2 separate regions of the Homo sapiens genome follow, and region 1 is linked to region 2. A link is a loop called in an ENCODE intact Hi-C map of the cell type or tissue named here. Cell type or tissue: gastrocnemius medialis. All regions are shown on one strand. Links, peaks and the distances in the headings refer to the core of each region. The heading gives the core; the rest is flanking DNA.

Region 1 (8,913 bases), core at 493-8,492, 170 kb before region 2:
TTTCTTCCAGCCTGTGCAAGTTCCTGTTGCTCTCTGCATCTTTGCTAACACTTGGCATTGTTAGTGTTCTTAATTTCAGCTATTCTGGTGGATATGCAGTGGCCTCTCCTTGTGGTTTGACTTTGTCTTTCCCTGATGACTAATCATATTGATAATTTTTCATGTGTTGATTGGACATTTGCATATCTTCTTTTGTGATGTGCTTGTTTAAGTCACTTGCTTATTTTTCCATTGGGGTGTTTGTCTTTTTCTTATTTGTGTGAGTTCTCTGTTCCGGATATAAGCCCTCATTAGTTCTATATGCGATAAACAGCCACTTGTATGCTGTGACTTGCCTTGTCACTTTCAGAATGGTATCTTTTCATGAACAGTTATTTTTTTTTGAGGAAATTACAGCTCTGTTTTATTGAGGTATACTTTACATACATAAATTCATAGATTTTAAACATTTAATCAGTTTTGACAACTGTATATATCTTTGTAACTGCCACCCCCAAACAAGATAAAAGATATTTCCATCACTCCAGAAAATTCCCTAGTGCCATTTTCTAGGCAATTCTTCACCCATCTTCCAGAGGTAACTACTTTCTGATTTCTATCACAATAGATTAGTTCTGCCTGTTCTAGAATTTCAGATAGATAGAATCAAAAGTGTATGTTCTTTTCTGTCTAGCTTCTTTTGGTCTATATAATATTTTTGCTTTTAATTTTTAGATTCATCTATATTGTTGAATTATCAATAGTCATTCCTTTTTATTGCTGAGATTCATCAATAACACTGAGTAGTATTCATTGAGTGAATAAACCAAAATTTGTTTATCCATTCTCCTGTTAATGGATGTTGGTGGTGTTTCCAGATATTGATCTAGCTATATATGAATTTAATATTATAAACATTTTAATATATTAATCATATATTTTAATATTTAATAATTAACATATAAAATATTATGAGTATATATAACCTTTTTACTTTGAGATAAACTGTAGATTCACATGCAGTTGGAAGAAATAATACAGGGGTCCTATGTACACTTTACCCAGGTTCTATCAATGATAACTTCTTTCTTTTTTTTTGAGATGGAGTCTCCCTCTGTCACCCAGGCTGAAGTGCAGTGGCGTGATCTCGGCTCACCGCAATCTCTGCCTCCTAGGCTCAAGTGATTCTCTTGCCTCAGCCTCCAGAGTAGCTGGGATTACAGGGGCACACCACTACTGCCCATCTAATTTTTGTATTTTTAGTAGAGACAGCGTTTCGCCATGTTGCCTTGGCTGATCTTGAACTCCTGACCTCAAGTGATCCCCCGACCTTGGCCTCCCAAAGTGCTGAGATTACAGGCGTGAGCCCCTGTGCCTGGCCTGATATAGTTTGACTCTCCAAATCTAATGTTGAAATGTGATCCTCAGTGTTGGAGATGGGGCCTGGTGGGAGATGTTTGGGTCTTGGAGGCAGGTCCCTCATGAATGGCTTGATGCCCTCCCCATGGTAATGAACGCATTCTTGCTCTGTTAGTTCATGCAAGAGCTGGTTGTTTAAAGGAGCCTGGCACCTCCTCCCACCCTTGTTCCCTCTCTTGTCATGTGATGCACCTGCTCCCCACTTGCTTTCTGCCATGATTATAAGCATCCGGAGGCCCTTACCAGAAGCAGATGCTGGCACCATGCTTCGTGTTCAGCCTGCAGAACCATAAGCCAAAGTAAAACTCTTTTCTTTATAAATTACCCAGCCTCAGGTATTCCTTTATAGCAATAGCAAACTAACACGTGGTGGGAGGGCTAGACTGGTACCAACTACTCCATCATAGCTGGAAGCAGAAGTTTCCCTCTTTCTTTCTTGATGAAGTGAAGCATGTGTTGGCAAAGATGTTGAGACAGACGCCAGGCAGAGCTAGCCACTTTCTCTGACCCTTTGTCAGGTCTCTATGAGCAGTATGGCAACTACTTGTTAGGCTCTGTAAGTGCATAGCTGTAATGTCTTGCAACCCCCTGCCTTTAGCAGACTCCAAATGAAGGAGCTTCTACTACATAAACACTGGCGTAAGATTTTCTCGGATCCTGGAAATGATTCATCTTACCGTTACCACCAGATAGAGTGTGTTCATTTCTTATTACAAATCCAGTTCTGCCTATATTAGTCTGCCCTTTTACAGTGAAAAAGTTAAGGTTGCCCTGCTGCCTGGTTGAGAGTAGTAGACCGTTTCAAAGGTCTACTGGGCTTCTTTGCTGCTGAAAGTCATTAACTCATGGGCTAGATTGTTGGCCTTGGGCCTGTAGGCAGAAAGCCATGTAGTAAACACTGTTCCAACAGCGGGAGACACACAAGGCATGTCTTTCAGCCCATTAGGAAGGAGGCATGGCCAAATGAAACACCAGCACAGGAAAGTTACCCTGAGATATGCTATGCCTATAAAGAATGTGAAGCTTGGTGTCTCACTCTGCTCTAGGAGCCCACAAGCAACTCATTCATTCAATAGACATCTAGTGATTGCCTGTACTGAGCCAGGCCCTGTGCTGAGTTTTGGGGATACAGGGCAAGGGAAAGGTTCACCAAACACATGATGCTTGGATTGGCTCCTGGGGTCAAATCTTGGTTCCAAAGAAAATTGAGAAAAAATATTGCAGTGAGCTCATCTTTTCCACGTTTGAAGAAAAGAACATACAAATCAAGTTCATATTTTGGAAAGGAACCCAGAGATTTCATTTTGGAGCTCAGGAGCATTGCTTGGAGGGGGACCCCTGGCCTTGCCTAACCCATCCACAGGCTCTCAAGAACCCAGACCCAATTGTATTTCCATAGTGGAAGATAAGAACACACTTCTATCCTTTTTGGAAGCCTGAGGACTCCTTCTGATCCTCTCCTTTTCCTCTTCTCTCCCAGAAACAGATGTCTGAGCTTGAGGACACCAATTTCACATTATAGGATCAGGTATGGCCCTTTGGGATCCATCACTGGGTTACTCTAGGGGCTGGACCCTCCCTTCTTGCCCTTCTGGCACCCATAGTCTGTGGTTGGGTTTGTGATGGGTAGAAATGTGGTAGTTCTGTTTCAGGTGCCCTGAGCAGGGAGACTGTTGGCCAGGGTGAACATTTATGGGGTCTGTATGTTCTTTGGATAAGTGAATCTACCTCCCTAAAGTCTTGATGTTTTCTCTGAAAATTCCGTTTCTGTTGAAGGGGAGGTCTCTGCAGGTTCTAAGATTCCAGAGACTTCCTAGGTTTCCAAAGATGATTTCTGGGCTTCCTTTTGTTAGTTTTATAAATATACCTCTGACTTCCTTTCTTGGTCATGTTCTTGTGAGCCCTCTGGCTTTGGGGCCTAAGGTCATGAACAAGGGAAGCAGGCAGAGCTACCTTGGTTACTGGGTCTGGTTTTTTGGGGTTCGCTTGACCACATTGGTGGATAATACCTTGAGGCCAGGTAGGATGGTGTGCCTGGACACACCCTTGACCATATCTTGTCCTGATTCCACCATCCCCTCTCTCTGCCCTCCCACCAGCTTGCAGAGTCCTTTTCTGCCTTGTATCCATTGTCACTGGCAGGATGATGATGTTCCTTCCATGGACAGGCTTAGATTTTTGAGGAAACCCAGGTGTGTGTGTGTGTGTGTGTGTGTGTGTGTGTGTGTGTGTGTGTGTTTTAAGGGAGGAAAAGTCTATGATATGATGGTCAGAATTAGTTACAATGAAATAATAAAAGTTTGTGGATTTAAAAATAAAACAATTGGGTCTGGAAAATACACTGTAGAGGAGGTTCTCTAAGTGGAAATCTGTGAATGCTGTGGCATTCTAAGTTTTCAGTTGGAAAGGGATTACTGAGTTGGGAAGCTGTATCCTGCCCTGGAAGCTAAGAAGGCAGAGGGAAGCCTGATCTGCTACCAACTGAGTGGCCATCAGAAATGGGAGCTGCAACCTTCCTGGGTGATGGTATAAGGCCTCTTTGCTCTCTCAGTAGAGCAAGTATGAATGCCAATCAATGAAGGGCACAGTGTTTTCCTCATCAGCCCTTCTGCATGAAACAAGGAAACCATTTGATAACACGCCAAGGCTCACCAGAGAGGGAGGGGACTGAGGCTTCAAAGTGATGTGTTAGATTCTTTGGGAATGTACCAGAAGGGTATAGCTTCCTGACTCAGTAATCCCATTCCAACCAGAAAACATAGCATGCCACAGAGTCCACAGATTCCAGTTAGGCCAGGGAGAAAGGGAGTCCATAATTACTTCTGATAAAAGATACATGAATAGCCGGGCACTGTGGCTCACGCCTGTTACCCCAGCACTTTGAGAAGCTGAGGCGGGTGGATCGCCTGAGGTCAGGAGTTCAAGACCAGCCTGGCCAACATGGTGAAACCCCATCTCTACTAAAAATACAAAAAATTAGTCAGGTGCGGTGGTGGGTGCCTATAATCCCAGCTACTTGGGAAGCTGAGGCTGGAGAATCGCTTTAACCCGGGAGGCGGAGGTTGCAGTGAGCAGAGATCGGGCCACTGCACTCCAGCCTGGGTGACGGAGTGTGACTCTGTCTCAAACAAACAAACAAACGAAAAGATACATGAATAAGTAGGGAAAATTCATGAAGGTGTGGCCAGTATTGGATAAATGTATCCAAAGCTTTCTGATGGACCAGATTTTAAGAAAAGGATTTTCCTGGTACATAAACTGCTCAGAGCCTCCAAGAGTTTGATTCTTTCCTTCCAGCTCTCCTGGCACAGCCAGAGGAGGGTTTTGTGTGATTGGCCCTTGAAACATTATTACAATCACTTTGTGGCCTCCTTCAGCTTATTTTTAATTACAAGGTCTATTGCATTTTTAAATTATTAACTCTGACAATTACTTATCTTGGCATTTTCTTATCTCGATGAAAATGAAAACAGCAAGGTCATGTTAGCTCACTTGAGGTTTCGGTCTGCTGCAGCTTAAATTGAGCTGAATAGATCAGCAAATGTTTGCAGTGCGGGGACCAGCTGAGGTTGCAGAGGGTCTGCTCAGGGAACACGGGCAGAAAGAACTTGGCAACACAGAGGCTAGTTCAAGGGCGTTTGGGGCCCAGGTGATCGGAGCCCGTCTGTGGAAGTGGGAGGTGCCCTTGTAGGTGATGATGGCCCATAAGCAGCTTCTTCCCCTCAAGAGCTCTGCGTACATCTCCCCTGGGATAGACAGCCAGAGGCAGAGCCCAGAAGGCGATAGCGACCCTCTGCCTCACAGTAACTTCTTTCTCTGATCTTCTGTGGTGGTCCTCACTCTATGACAACAACAGCAACTAAACGATAACAATAAGTGACTGTTACTGAGTGCTTACTGTGTGTCTAATACCTTGCCCACGACACTTGGCAAATATCCATGGATGCTGGGCACTGCAGGCCCTCATCGCCATGCTGCCTTCTGTCCAGCAGGGGGTAGTGTGACTACACCATAAAGGGGACCTCCTTCTTTACCTGGGTTCTCAGGAAAAAGCATCTTCGAGTTTCTGCTGGATGCTGGAAGGATGCTTCTGGCAGTAAGTCCAAATCTCCGACAGTGAGGGCAAAAGAAAGCATGATTATCGGCCAGGCGCGGTGGCTCACGCCTGTAATCTCAGCACTTTGGGAGGCTGAGGTGGGTGGATCACCTGAGGTCAGGAGTTCGAGACCAGCCTGACCAACATGGTGAAATCCTGTCTCTACTAAAAATACAAAAATTAGCCAGGTGTGGTGGAGCATGCCTGTAATCCCAGCTACTTGGGAGGCTAAGGCAGGAGAATTGGTTGAACCTGGGAGGCAGAGGTTGCAGTGAGCTGAGATCATACCACTGCACTCTAGCCTGGGCGACAGTGCAAGACTCCGTCTCAAAAAATAAATAAATAAATAAATAAATAAAAATAAATAAAATAAAAATAAATTAAGAAGAAAAGAAAGTACGATTGTCATAACTCCCCCAATCTCAGGGCACCTGCAGGTCCATTAGTCCCAACCTGAAGTCCTTTGTTGTTCAGTCCCCAGCTCCACTGACTCCTCCAAGGGCAAAGGGCAGGCATGAACTTGGAGAAATGGCTTCGGCCTCAGTGGACAATGCTGGTACCACGGTAGGGTCCTTGGCAACATGCCTCCTTAGAGATACACAGACGGTTCCTCAACCTGAGAGCCATTTGGTGGGAAGTACAGATGGGGTGCACCCATCCCCAGATGTGTTATATGCATTAGCTAATGGGCACTGCTGTTGAGAGACTGCTTGGCCATTTGGGGCAGCTGGCTCAGAAGGCACGTCCCTCGGATGTCTGCAGCTTCTCAGCCAGAAACCCGTGAAAAAGTTCCATCTTTCCCATAGGCTGGGAGCCAGTCACACCCTGGGTATAATGCCGAAGGAGAAGGGAGCAAGACTGCTGGTGGGACATGGTTGTCCCACAGCAAGACTGTTGGTGGGACAGGGCTCCGACTGCCCTGGCCCTCTGCAGAGCCTCCTGAGTAGGTAAGGTAGTGGCTGGCTCTCTGCTCTGGATGATTTCTGTTGACCCAGTTCTGGGAGTGGTTTCATGGCTTGGGGAAGAGCCAAGAACTTCACAGAAAGGACTACACAGAAATTCGTGACAGCCCCAGGGCCTGCTTGGGACTCTGAGGGCTGAATTTTTTTTTTTTAAATCTTGGGGAGAGAGTTTTGGTTATGGTCCCCAGCAAAGACAGCCTGGGAGATTTCTTCTACCAGCCTCCGTGAGGAGTTCAGATCCTGGGTCCCTCAGCACAGTCCACATCTGAGGCTGTAGCTGTGATGAACTTAAAAATCAATGCTGCCGCCCAACCCCTTGGCTTCAGAAGTGCCCTTGGTTCAAATGTTCAAAGCAGCCCTGAGTTATCTTCGCGGCTTCTCCAAATTCCTCCACTACTCTAGGCCCCGAGGAAGGAAAATGTTAATCCATCTCAGACTGCCAACTCCCCCAACCCCAACCCCAACCCCAACCACCCTCCTTCTGCTAGGCTGGAAACTTTGCAAACTGGAAAATGTCTGTGTGCTGGAGGCCAATGCCCCTGCTCCAGGCCTCTTGCTCCCCGACCCCAGGCCTCATCCCAAATCCAGTCCTCCCTGTAAAGTTCCAAAGCTCAAAAAGCTGCTTGCCTGTGTGCAGGCGGGCACGCGATGGTGGTGGGAAAGCACAGATGCATCTGTGGGCCTCTCCTCTGGAGAGATTTGCCTTTCACTGCCTGAGATGCAGCTGAGGAGGAAATGTTCCCTGATTCCTGACCTGGTAGATCAGCTGGGGCCATTGTGTGCTCTGGTTTATAATATTAATAGGAATACTAATAATACCTGCCATTTCTTGAGCACTTTAACTAGGTTCTTCACCAGGGTTGTTCAATTTAATTATCACAAGAGCCCTATGAGGTAGATGCTATATAGAATATAGTATATATAAAATAATATAACTTTTTTTTTGAGATGGAGTTTTGCTCTTGTTGCTCAGGTTGGAGTGCAATGGTATGATCTCGGCTCACTGCAACCTCCACCTCCTGGGTTCAAGCAGTTCTCCTGCCTCAGCCTCCCAGGTTGCTGGGATTACCAGCATAACTGGCTAATTTTGTATTTTTTGTAGAGACGGGGTTTCACCATGTTGGTCAGGCTGGTCTCAAACTCCTGACCTCAGGTGATCCACCTGCCTTGGTCTCCCAAAGTGCTGGGATTACAGGTGTGAGCCACTGCGCCTGGCCACTTTTCTTTTTTCTTTTTCTTTCTTTCTTTCTTTTTTTTTTTTTTTTTTTGAGATACTGTCTCATTCTATCACCCAGGCTGGAGTGTAGTGGTGTGATAACTGCTCACTGTAGCCTTGACCTCCTGGGCTCAAGTGATCCTCCTGCCTCAGCCCCCTTTAGTAGAGATAAGGTTTCGCTATGTTGCCCAGGCTAGGCTTGAACTCCTGAGCTCAAGCGATCTGCCCGCCTCAGCCTCCCAAAGTGTCAGGGTTACAGGCCGTGTTTTCCGAGATTCACCTGAAGACTCTAAACATGAGACAGAGGGGGTAGATGGGAAGAGAAGAAAGGGGAGGAGAGGAAGGGAAGAGACAGGGTAGGGGGTACAGAGACACACACACACACACACACACACACACACACAGAGCGAGAGAGAGAGAGGTGTGAGGCACATTTGGAGCCAACTGTGCTTCTACCAGTAGTAAGACCACTGATGCATAAGTAAGTGTTTCTTACAGATATGGGCCACGTGGGGCAAAGGGCTGGCCTCATAAACCTGCCCAGAAGGGAAAGGTGACCCTGAAGACAGATGGACCCCCAAATTCCTGGAGATTGAGGGAGGAAAGCAGCAGCCACACAGAGGAACCTGCAGCCAAGTGTTCCATTTGGGGTTCCCAAAGAATCCACAAAGCACCCATGAGGGGAGAGTTCAGGCCAGAGAAAACCCGCCTTAAATGTTAGTTGTGAGCAAAAAAAGGCAATGCTGGGTGACACCGGTAACAGTCAAATAATACCGTTCCTGCCCTCCTCCTTTTCCCACTGCACACATACCCAGTGTGGGAATCAGAATGTCTTGATGGAGGGGCACTTTGGTGGTAGCTGCTTTATCTGGAGCCTCTAGGATTGAAGTGGGTGGACAGCACACTGAACCATCCTGACAAGCACGATCTGTGGCCAGAAGCCAACTTCGGCCCCCACAATGCAGTCATGGTCCCCCCTTCACTTTCCCAGACCTAAGCCGGTTCACGTCCTGGAACCACGTGATCAACACGGTTCTTGGCCTTCTTGAGAAAGAAATCTGCAAAATGCCACAAATACATCCATATATATACTGCAAAACTACTCCTAAGCCTTGACCACTGGGATCTGCAGACACTGGATCTGAGGAATGAGGAAACAGGCAGTCCTTTTAGGGGCCGCTAGACACTAGATTTTAATTTTTGCTAATTCCTGGGAACTCAAACTACCCCCTTGGTCTACT
Region 2 (8,913 bases), core at 475-8,474:
GAAAAAAGTGAGGTTGCAGAATAATTTGTGTAATGTTCCACTTATGTTGAAAACCTCCCATAAATATTAACTTTGTTTCTCTCTGTACATAAGAAACCAGACAAATCAAACTGAAAACAGTGATTGTCTTGGGAGGAGACTGGGATTAGAAGTGGCATTCTCAACTGGGATTTTGTTTCATAACTACAGTTTGAATATCTAAAAAATAGTTTTCAAAACTACTTGTGTAATTAAGAAGGTCATAACAAGACATAAGTTAATTGATATCTGTTATAAGAAAGTTGTTAAATACAGAGAAATGTCACGCTACGTCCCACTATTAGCATTTTGGTGCATTTCCTTCCAGTCCATTTTTTCCTTATGCATTTTACATAAGCATACTGTATAACATTTTGTATTCTACTTTTCCTCTAAACATTTTGTCATAAAAACTTTCTATGCTGTTTTAAACTCTCTATTGTATATATATATACATATCTTTAATAGCTGTGTAATTTTCCATTGTGAATGTTTAACTATTTCCTATTTTTCCTTCTCATTTTAAAAGTGATATCTATTTGCCTAGGAACTCTTCCACCTGTCTTGTGAGCCAAATAAAATCATTATTTCTATGCTTGGTGCAGTGCCTGGTACATGGTGGGGAGTGAGTTCATGTGCACGTGTGTGTGAATGAATGAGTGATGGGAAGCTGAGGTACTATCTTAGGGGTGGGCTCTCCATGGCCCTCCTGAGGGTCATTTAGGCACAAAGGGGTAGGCCATACATTCAAGCCAGAGGTGGGTAAGCCAAGTCAGTGGGACCTTTCGGACATACAGGCCTCCTCTGTGAAATCATTGACAATAGATGGCCTGGAAGCATTCAGAGCTGGGGCCCTAGAGCCCTGGGTTAGAGACCTACCTTGGTGCTAACTCTGTTTCCCTCTATGGAAAACCTTTTTCACCAGCCTGCAAACCATTTTGTTATCTGAATACAGAAAAGGAGGTTTCTGGAGGTAAGTACTCGGTGTGATCAGGTCCCCAGAGTGCCTCTCATGGGCAGTCAAGGAGAAGCTGTACCTATCCTTCCTCTAGGCCTCAGTTCTCTGCTCTGAGAAATAAAGGTATTTGCTTCAGTTAGGATCTTACCAGGAAAAAAGATAGAAAACCCAAAAGAGCAATTTAAGGGAGGTTAAAGAAGGGGCTATTTAGAATACTGTGGGCAGGATTAAGGGAACCAGCAAGAGATGATTGTTGTACCCTGGGACTAGCAACATGGGCAAACCATTACTACCTTTAGGACTGAAGGGGAAAGGAGAAGGAGATGTTACTGGAACTCAAGGAGAGCTGTAGCCATAAGAGAGAGGCTGCCAAACAGAATCTGTGGCCTTAAGCTATTATTGTAAACTAAGATTTGGCATAAAGGCAGCTTGGGACATAAACACCCCAATCTCTTTTTCCTCTGGCTGCTGGTACCTCCCATTGACAAACTAAACCACAAAGCCAGAGGACAAGGGAACTTGGGTGATATAGTCTCTGTAGGCTGCCACCCAGAGCACAGAGCAGGGTAGAGATGGGTGGAGCATAGACCTGGAGAGCAAATAGGGACTCTCCAGCATGTTCAGCCCCTGCTCTACTCTCTTGTCAGGGAAAAAGCATGGCCCCAACATAGTGGAACACAGAGTCTCATCAGCTACTGGGTCTTATTGGGATGATGTCAATTCCTAGGAATCAGCTTAAAATATTAGCTTCTACTTGTGTCCTTCATATAAGGTAGTGGGGAAAATGGGAGAACAAAATAAACAATTAACATTGATTCTGCCCACTGGGAGCATTTCCCTTCACCATCGTCTTTTAGAGTCACCCTTGAGTGGGATTGTAATATATTGTCTATTCTGACTCATTTCATCACACTGTGCAAAATGTCAGTAAACCAGGCCATGCTTTCTTCTCCTGTTGATAATAGGAAGTTCCCTATGAGGTGTGGGTCAAGACAGAAGTGGTGAATCAGTAGGAGCAGGTACCACAGGAGTCTAAGTCACCTGTTGTACAATCTACTCTTCCACCTTCTGGGCCTGCTCAGGCTTGATCTTATAAATATCATTTCCATTTGAAAATGGAGTTCCGCTATGTACTTCCAATTTTATGATTCAGTGAATCACATAACACTGTAATCGGTGGTTTTTGTCGTCAATACCATTACCTTAGCACAGTGTTTCTCAACTTCAGCACTACTGACTTTCGGGGCTGAATAATTGTTATAGAGGGCTATCCTGTGAATTCTAGTGTGTTTACAGCATCTCTAGCCTCTACCCACTAGATTGGTGTCCCATGATCTGGTGTTTGGTCTTTGCCAGGGCTTACTGGGAAGGCAGAAGCTGCTTTACAGATGGAGAACAATTATTGGCAGAATTCTTACTTTAAAACCATGGGATTTATGCTGTAATTTCCCTATTCAGGCTTGTTAGATGCTCTGTATAACATCTCTGTCTGCCACAGATATTTCTAGTACAACTGGATATACTGGATCACCAAATAATAGAGAAGTTTATTGCCAGGACCTTCTATAGAAACTTGTCTTGATCAAGACCTCTCACAAACTAGGAGATTTACCCATTATTTGGCAAGAGGTAACTGCAAGGTATATGTTTCCTCTGCAATTCCAAGAGGCTCAATCAAGTTGTGCTTTTCTTTGTAGTGAATGGTGGAAGGAAAAGCAACATTTTTTTTTTGTCATTTTAGAAGAAATATACCTATACATTCTAGACTATTGCATTCTTAGAAACTTCACTTATGTGTCAAGTCTTTGAATTTGTGCAAGATTTATCATCCATTTTCTGGCATGCATGTCTTGCTAAAATATGTATGGTTCTTAGTCCTGCTCAAAAGGTACAATTAGCCTAATAATATCAATGTAACAGACTACCGTGATTTTCTATGAGATAGCAAAACAATTAAGGCTATACTATGACAGAGAATAAGAGGGTAGATAATAGCTTTATCTATAAGTAGATAAGATGGCAAAGGTATACTGCCATCCCGGCCATGTGAAAGCAAATGGCTTTTATTATAAGATAAGAGTATGTTTCAACCAGCAAACAAATTTTAAGAGGATTTAGGGATTCAATGTTCTCAACTACGTAAGTGTCCCTATCCCATGTATCAGTGTCTTAGATTTTGCTTATCAGTGACATGACCTTAGCACAATGTTTCTTAACTTCAGCACTACTAACTTTTGGGGCTAAATAATTGTTATGGGGGGCTATCCTGTGTATTCTAGGACGTTTACAGCATCTTTAGCCTCTACCCACTAGATACCAGTAGTACCCTCTACAGTTGTGGCAACCCAAAATGTCTTCAGACATTGCCAAATGTTCCCTGACAAGCAAATCACTTCTGATTGAGAATCGCTACCTTAGCCTAAGAGCCCTGGCAAAGAGGCATATTCACTGGTACCACAACTCTGTAATCCTCATACTTAGGCTTTATGCTTGATCTTCAGCCGTATCTGTTCTGCAACTACAGATGATGAGAAACTCCTTCAAAACTGCCAAGAAAGTCTTCCTGATTTCCAACTATTCTTTTATTCAGGAATTCACTGTTTTCATTTTGTCCTTCTCTGTGTGTGTTCTCTCTAGAGCAGTCAGAAGCGGTTAGCGTATCCCAGGGTTTTCATAATCACCATTGCTCTTATAGTGACAAAGTGCCAGAGCCACTTCAGGTCTCAACACTTCTTTTTCTTCCACCTGCACTCCATCATATGCCATGACCAGTGATAATTTTAATCGTAATGCTACAGATGATCACTATCCCGTCTACCCTTAGAAGCTTGTTCTTGCTCTCTACAAATGGGTGAGTAACCCAATCTTCAAATTCTATTTTTAAGGCCTGCTTCCTGGGGCCAGTTCCAATACCAATTATTTTAAAAGTCAGGAGAAAAGTGACACACTCAAAAGAGTAATTAAAGAGAGGTTAATGCAAGTACTATTTATAAAGGCATGAGCAGGATGAAGGGAACAAACAAAAAGAAGATGAAGCACGCAGGAACTAGTAAGAACAGTAAGCTGATACCTTCTCTAAACTGAAAGAGGAAAGGAAAGAAGCTGTTACTGGGACCCAAAGAAAGCTGTACGCAAGGGAGAGAGGTCTATCACGTTGTTGTAGTCTTAGGTAGAGAAATGTGGCTCCTGTTAAATTGCTGCCTAGAAGGAGAGTAGGTAAGGGAATAAATACTCTGTCTTCTCTCTCTGTCTACCCTCTAATCACCTGGTGCCTCCTGTTGGCTGAACTAGAAGCCAGAGGTGAAGGAAACCCATATTTGCAATCTATACAGGTCAGTCTCCCCAGGCACAGAGCAGAGCATTCTTCTTAGAGAAAAGCAGAAAGAAATATCGAGGACAAATCAAGACAGTGGCTGAGCAGGGTCATTGCTCTTTCTCAACTTTTTTTTTTTTTTTGGTCATATGAACTTATTTTGTAGTACTTTAATCTTCCAGTCCCCATAAGAATTTTTAAAAATCACTTAGTCATTCTTGAATGGTATATAATGAAGGTAAAATTGTAATTAAAAATTTGAGATCAATATTGTTAAAGTTTGTGTTATAATTTTTTCCCATAAATAGCATTTAGTAATATTAATTCTGTATTAGAACAAATTAAACTTTTTCCCATTTAACAATTGATAATTTAATAATAATAATAATAGTTAACATTTATTTTGTGCTTTTTATATATTAGGTGCCATATTAAGTGCTTTACAGGCATTAGTCAATTTAGTTTCTTTTTAATTAGTTACGTAAGGAAAAGCATGCTTTGCCAACAAAGAAATTATGACATTCGTTGGTGCTATGGTTTGTGTGTGTCCCTCAGAGTTCATTATTAGAAATTAATCCCCAATGCAACAGTGTTGAGAAGTAGTACCTTTAAGAGGTGATTAGGTCATGAGGATTCTGCCCTCATGATGGACTAATACCATTATCTTGGAAGTGGGTTTGTTATTGCAGGAGTGGATTTGTTATAAAAGTAAATTTGGCCCTCCCTGGCTCTCTCGTGCACATGTGTTCTCTTGCTTTTCTACCTTCCTCCATGGAATGACACAGCAAAAAGGCTCTCTCTAGGTATGGCCCCTTGAACTTGAACTTCCCAGCCTCCAGAGCTGTGAGCCAAATAAATTTCTGTTCATCATAAATTACTCCGTTGGTGGTATTTTATTATAGCAGCACAAACTGGACTAAGACAGTTGGAGACTGAATATATATTAAAATGCAGATTGAAATTTAACTACATGATTCAACATCAAATGGACAAAAACTACTTTCATGACCTGGTATTTTGGATTCTTGCATTTTGCACTAAAAAACACAAATGGTTTATTTTTACAACATTTGCATTATGTTTTAAATGACAAGATAAGAGAGATGGCCTCATGCTGTTTTTTGTAAACACTTTGCCACAAATAACATATGGCATCTATGAGCAATCTTTATTTCCAACAAATGGAAAGCCAAATTGGATATAATTGTCACTATATTTTCTTCTTTAAACATTTTAATTTTGCAGTACTAAAGACATCTAGATGCATTATATGTGATTTCTGATCAGATGGATGCAACTTACTTACCTGGCAAAAATCATCCCGGGTTATTTTGAAGAATTATTGTCCTTTTTGGCAGTCTTCATTAATTTATTGTATGTTAGCATCAGTGTTTCTATGCTTTCTGACTCTAACCAATGATCCATTGTGAGTAGAAATTAAATAATGTATAACTAAGAATAAGAACATTTGAAAACAGTATAATGATCAAACCCACTATGGCAGTTAGCACTTGTTCAGCTAAGTTACAAATTGATTACAAAACTGATTTGTTTGCAGGTTCATCTGATCTTCACAAACTGCTATTGCTCTCTTGATGTACATTAAAGAGATCTTTAATTTCTAAAGAATTAGTTTAGGAAGTCCTCACCAGAGCAATCAGGCGGGAGAAAAAAATAAAAGGCATCCAGATTGGAAAAGAGGAAGTCAAATTATCCCTGTTCATTGATGATATGATGTTACATCTAGAAAACCCTAAAGACTCCACAAAAAAAAATCCTTAGGTTTGATAAATAAATTCAGTAAAGTTTCAGGATACAAAAAAATTAATGTACAGAAATCAGTAGTGTTTCTATACACTGATAAGAATCTAGCTGAGGACCAAATCAAGAAAGCAATTCCATTTACAATAGCTACAACAGCAACAACAACAAAACTAAACAAAACCTAGAAATATGCTTTACCAAGGAAATGAAAGATCTCTATAAGGAGGACTACAAAACACTGATTAAAGAAATTGTACAAGACTCAAACAAATAAAGCATCCCATGCTCATGGATTAGAAGAATCAATATTGTTAAAATGACCATACTGCCCAAAGCAATCCACCGACTCAATGCAACCCCTATCAAATTATGAATGTTGTTTTTCAGAGTCAGAAAAAACAATACCAAAATTCATATGGAATCAAAAAAGAGCCTGAATCATCAAAAAACCTCACCAAAAAGAACAAAGCTGAAGGCAACATATTGTCTGACTTCAAATTATATTACAAGGCTGTAGTAACCAAAACAGCATGGCACTGCTATAAAAACAGACACATGGATCAATGGAACAGAATAAAAAGCCTAGAAATAAAGCCACCCTCTTACAATCAACTGATCTTCAACAAAGTTGACAAAAATATACACTGGGGAAAGAACATTCTATTCAATAAATGATGCTGTGAAAATTGGATAGTCATGCAGAAGAAGGAAACTAGATGCATACCTCTCACCATATATAAAAATTAACTCAAGATGGATTGAAGACCTAAACATAAGTTGAAACTGTAAAAATCCTAGAAGAAAACCTATGAAAAACTCTTCTGGACATTGGCCTAGGCAAAGAATTTACGACCAGGTCCTCAAACAAACAAAACAACAACAAGAATAACAAAACCAAAAATAAAGAAGATGTAATTAAACTAAAAACTTCTGCACAGCAGAAGAAACAATCAACAGAGTAAACAGACAACCTGTAGAATGGGAAACAATATTTGCACACTATGCATCTTACAAAGGGCTAATATCTAGGATCTGTAAGGCACTCAAACAACTCAACAAGAAAACCCCATTAAAAATTGGGCAAAGGACATGAGCAGACCTTTTTTGAAAGAAGACATACAAGCAGCCAACAAACATATGAAAACACTGCTCAACATCACTAATCATCAGAGAAATGCAAATTAAAACCACAATGAGACGCCATCTTACACCATCAGAATGGCTATTATTAAAAAGTCAAAAAACAACAGATATTGGCAAGGATGTGGAAAAAAGAGTATACTTACACACTGTTGGTGGGAATGTAAATTAGTACAACCTTTATGGGAAATAATATGGAGATTTCTTAAAGAACTAAAAATAGAACTATCTTTCAATCCAGCAACTGAGTATCTACCCAAAGGGAAAGAAATAATTATATTAAAATGATACCTGCACTCATATGTTTATTGTAACACTATTCACAATAGGAAAGATATGGAATCAACTTAAGTGTCCATTAATGGAGGACTAGATAAAGAAAATGTTATACACACACACACCCACACACACAAACACACCCACACACACCCCACGGAATACTACTCAGCCATCAAAAAGAATGAAATCATGTCTTTTGCAGCAACATACATGGAACTGGAGGCCATTACCCTAAGTGAAATAACTCAAACAGAAAATCAAATGCCACATGTTCTCACTTATAAGTGAGAGCTGAACAATGGGTACCCATGGATGTATAGAGTGGAATAATAGACACCAAAGGCTACAAAAGGTGGGAAAGTTGGGAGGGGATTGAGGGATGGAAAATTCCTATTGGGTACAATGTTCACTATTCAGGTGATGGGTACACTAAAAGACCAGGTGTCACCACTATGCAATATATGTATATAAAAAATCTGTACTTGTACCTCCTAAATACATAAAGATTTTTTAAAAAGAATTAGTTTATGTAATTTTTTAAAGACTGGAAATGGAAATACTTACTTATGAAGGTGAACCCTTGCTACCATCTATAACCCCACAGAAGGTTTGTAGATGGCTGTGTTGGGCAGAGCTAGGGGCCCCTTTGCTCTAGCTTTGCCACTGATGATACTGATGGACCAGAGTAGCTTTATGGGACGTGGGGCAGGGGTAACCAGACCCTACAGAGTGGCATGTTCAGGAAGTCAAATATCCAGCATGTCAGAGCTGGAAGAGACATTGGCGTCATATGGTCCACATCTTTTTGAATATTGTATACCGAGGAGGAAACAGAATCCCAGAGATTTACCAGTGTCAGAGCCATGATGAGACCAAGCACTGTCACTTCTCCTTATAAATGATTCTGGAAAATGTGTGCTATTGGGCACATTTCCAGCCACTGGAATCACCAATCCCCCTTTCCTGTGGCAGGCATGATGGCTTTCTGGCTCAGCAGGGCTTGGGTGAGCAGTAAAGACAGGATTGATCTCTGGAATCCAGAAATGATTTCAAATCCTGTCTTTTGATGTGTACCTGGGCGAATCAAGAAGATTTAGGTACATGTGGTTCTCTTCCGGAATTAGAAAACATCGCCCAAAGAACTTTCTTTGAAGCCAGAAGCTGCTGGTAAAGCCAGCAAGCAGAAGTTCAGATGTACTGATGTCTTTGCAACAGGCTCTGTGTCCTATTTGGAGAAGCAGTGTAGCTTTCCACACAACAATCCTGTGATCCACAGGACAGACCTGAAGAGGCTTGAATACCTGATGTAACATGCAGGAAACAATAGTTGTCTTTCTTGAGCATCAAGGTACCCCAGCAGTGGAGCTAACTTCCTTGCATTGAAACACTTTTCAAAGCTTTTTAATATTGGAGCTTTATTCTTCTTCCTTTTTCCATAACA

Evidence for each region. Hi-C counts contacts between places; a loop is a spot of excess contacts. Peaks named below come from ENCODE experiments on the same cell type or tissue, not always from the same donor. Only the 100,000 strongest peaks of a DNase experiment are listed, where the experiment ranks them.
Region 1: it touches region 2 in a loop (3-fold over the local background); 3 of 110 quality-filtered maps call a loop at or near these places.

What each region holds. Positions count from the first base shown.
Region 1 is chr5:133,940,922-133,949,834 of GRCh38, reverse strand. It overlaps LOC105379182 (a long non-coding RNA gene), which reads left to right. Exons shown (of 5, transcript XR_948797.3): 3 at 2,879-2,926. Among named protein-coding and RNA genes, the nearest start is that of C5orf15, 23 kb to the left of the region's middle. In gastrocnemius medialis, for the core only: a CTCF peak has its summit at 5,384 (motif pointing right); no DNase peak of the experiment used is centred there.
Region 2 is chr5:133,768,777-133,777,689 of GRCh38, reverse strand. It overlaps a transcript of FSTL4 not described here. Among named protein-coding and RNA genes, the nearest start is that of WSPAR, 140 kb to the left of the region's middle. In gastrocnemius medialis, for the core only: no CTCF peak of the experiment used is centred there; no DNase peak of the experiment used is centred there; H3K27ac peaks cover 1,103 bases.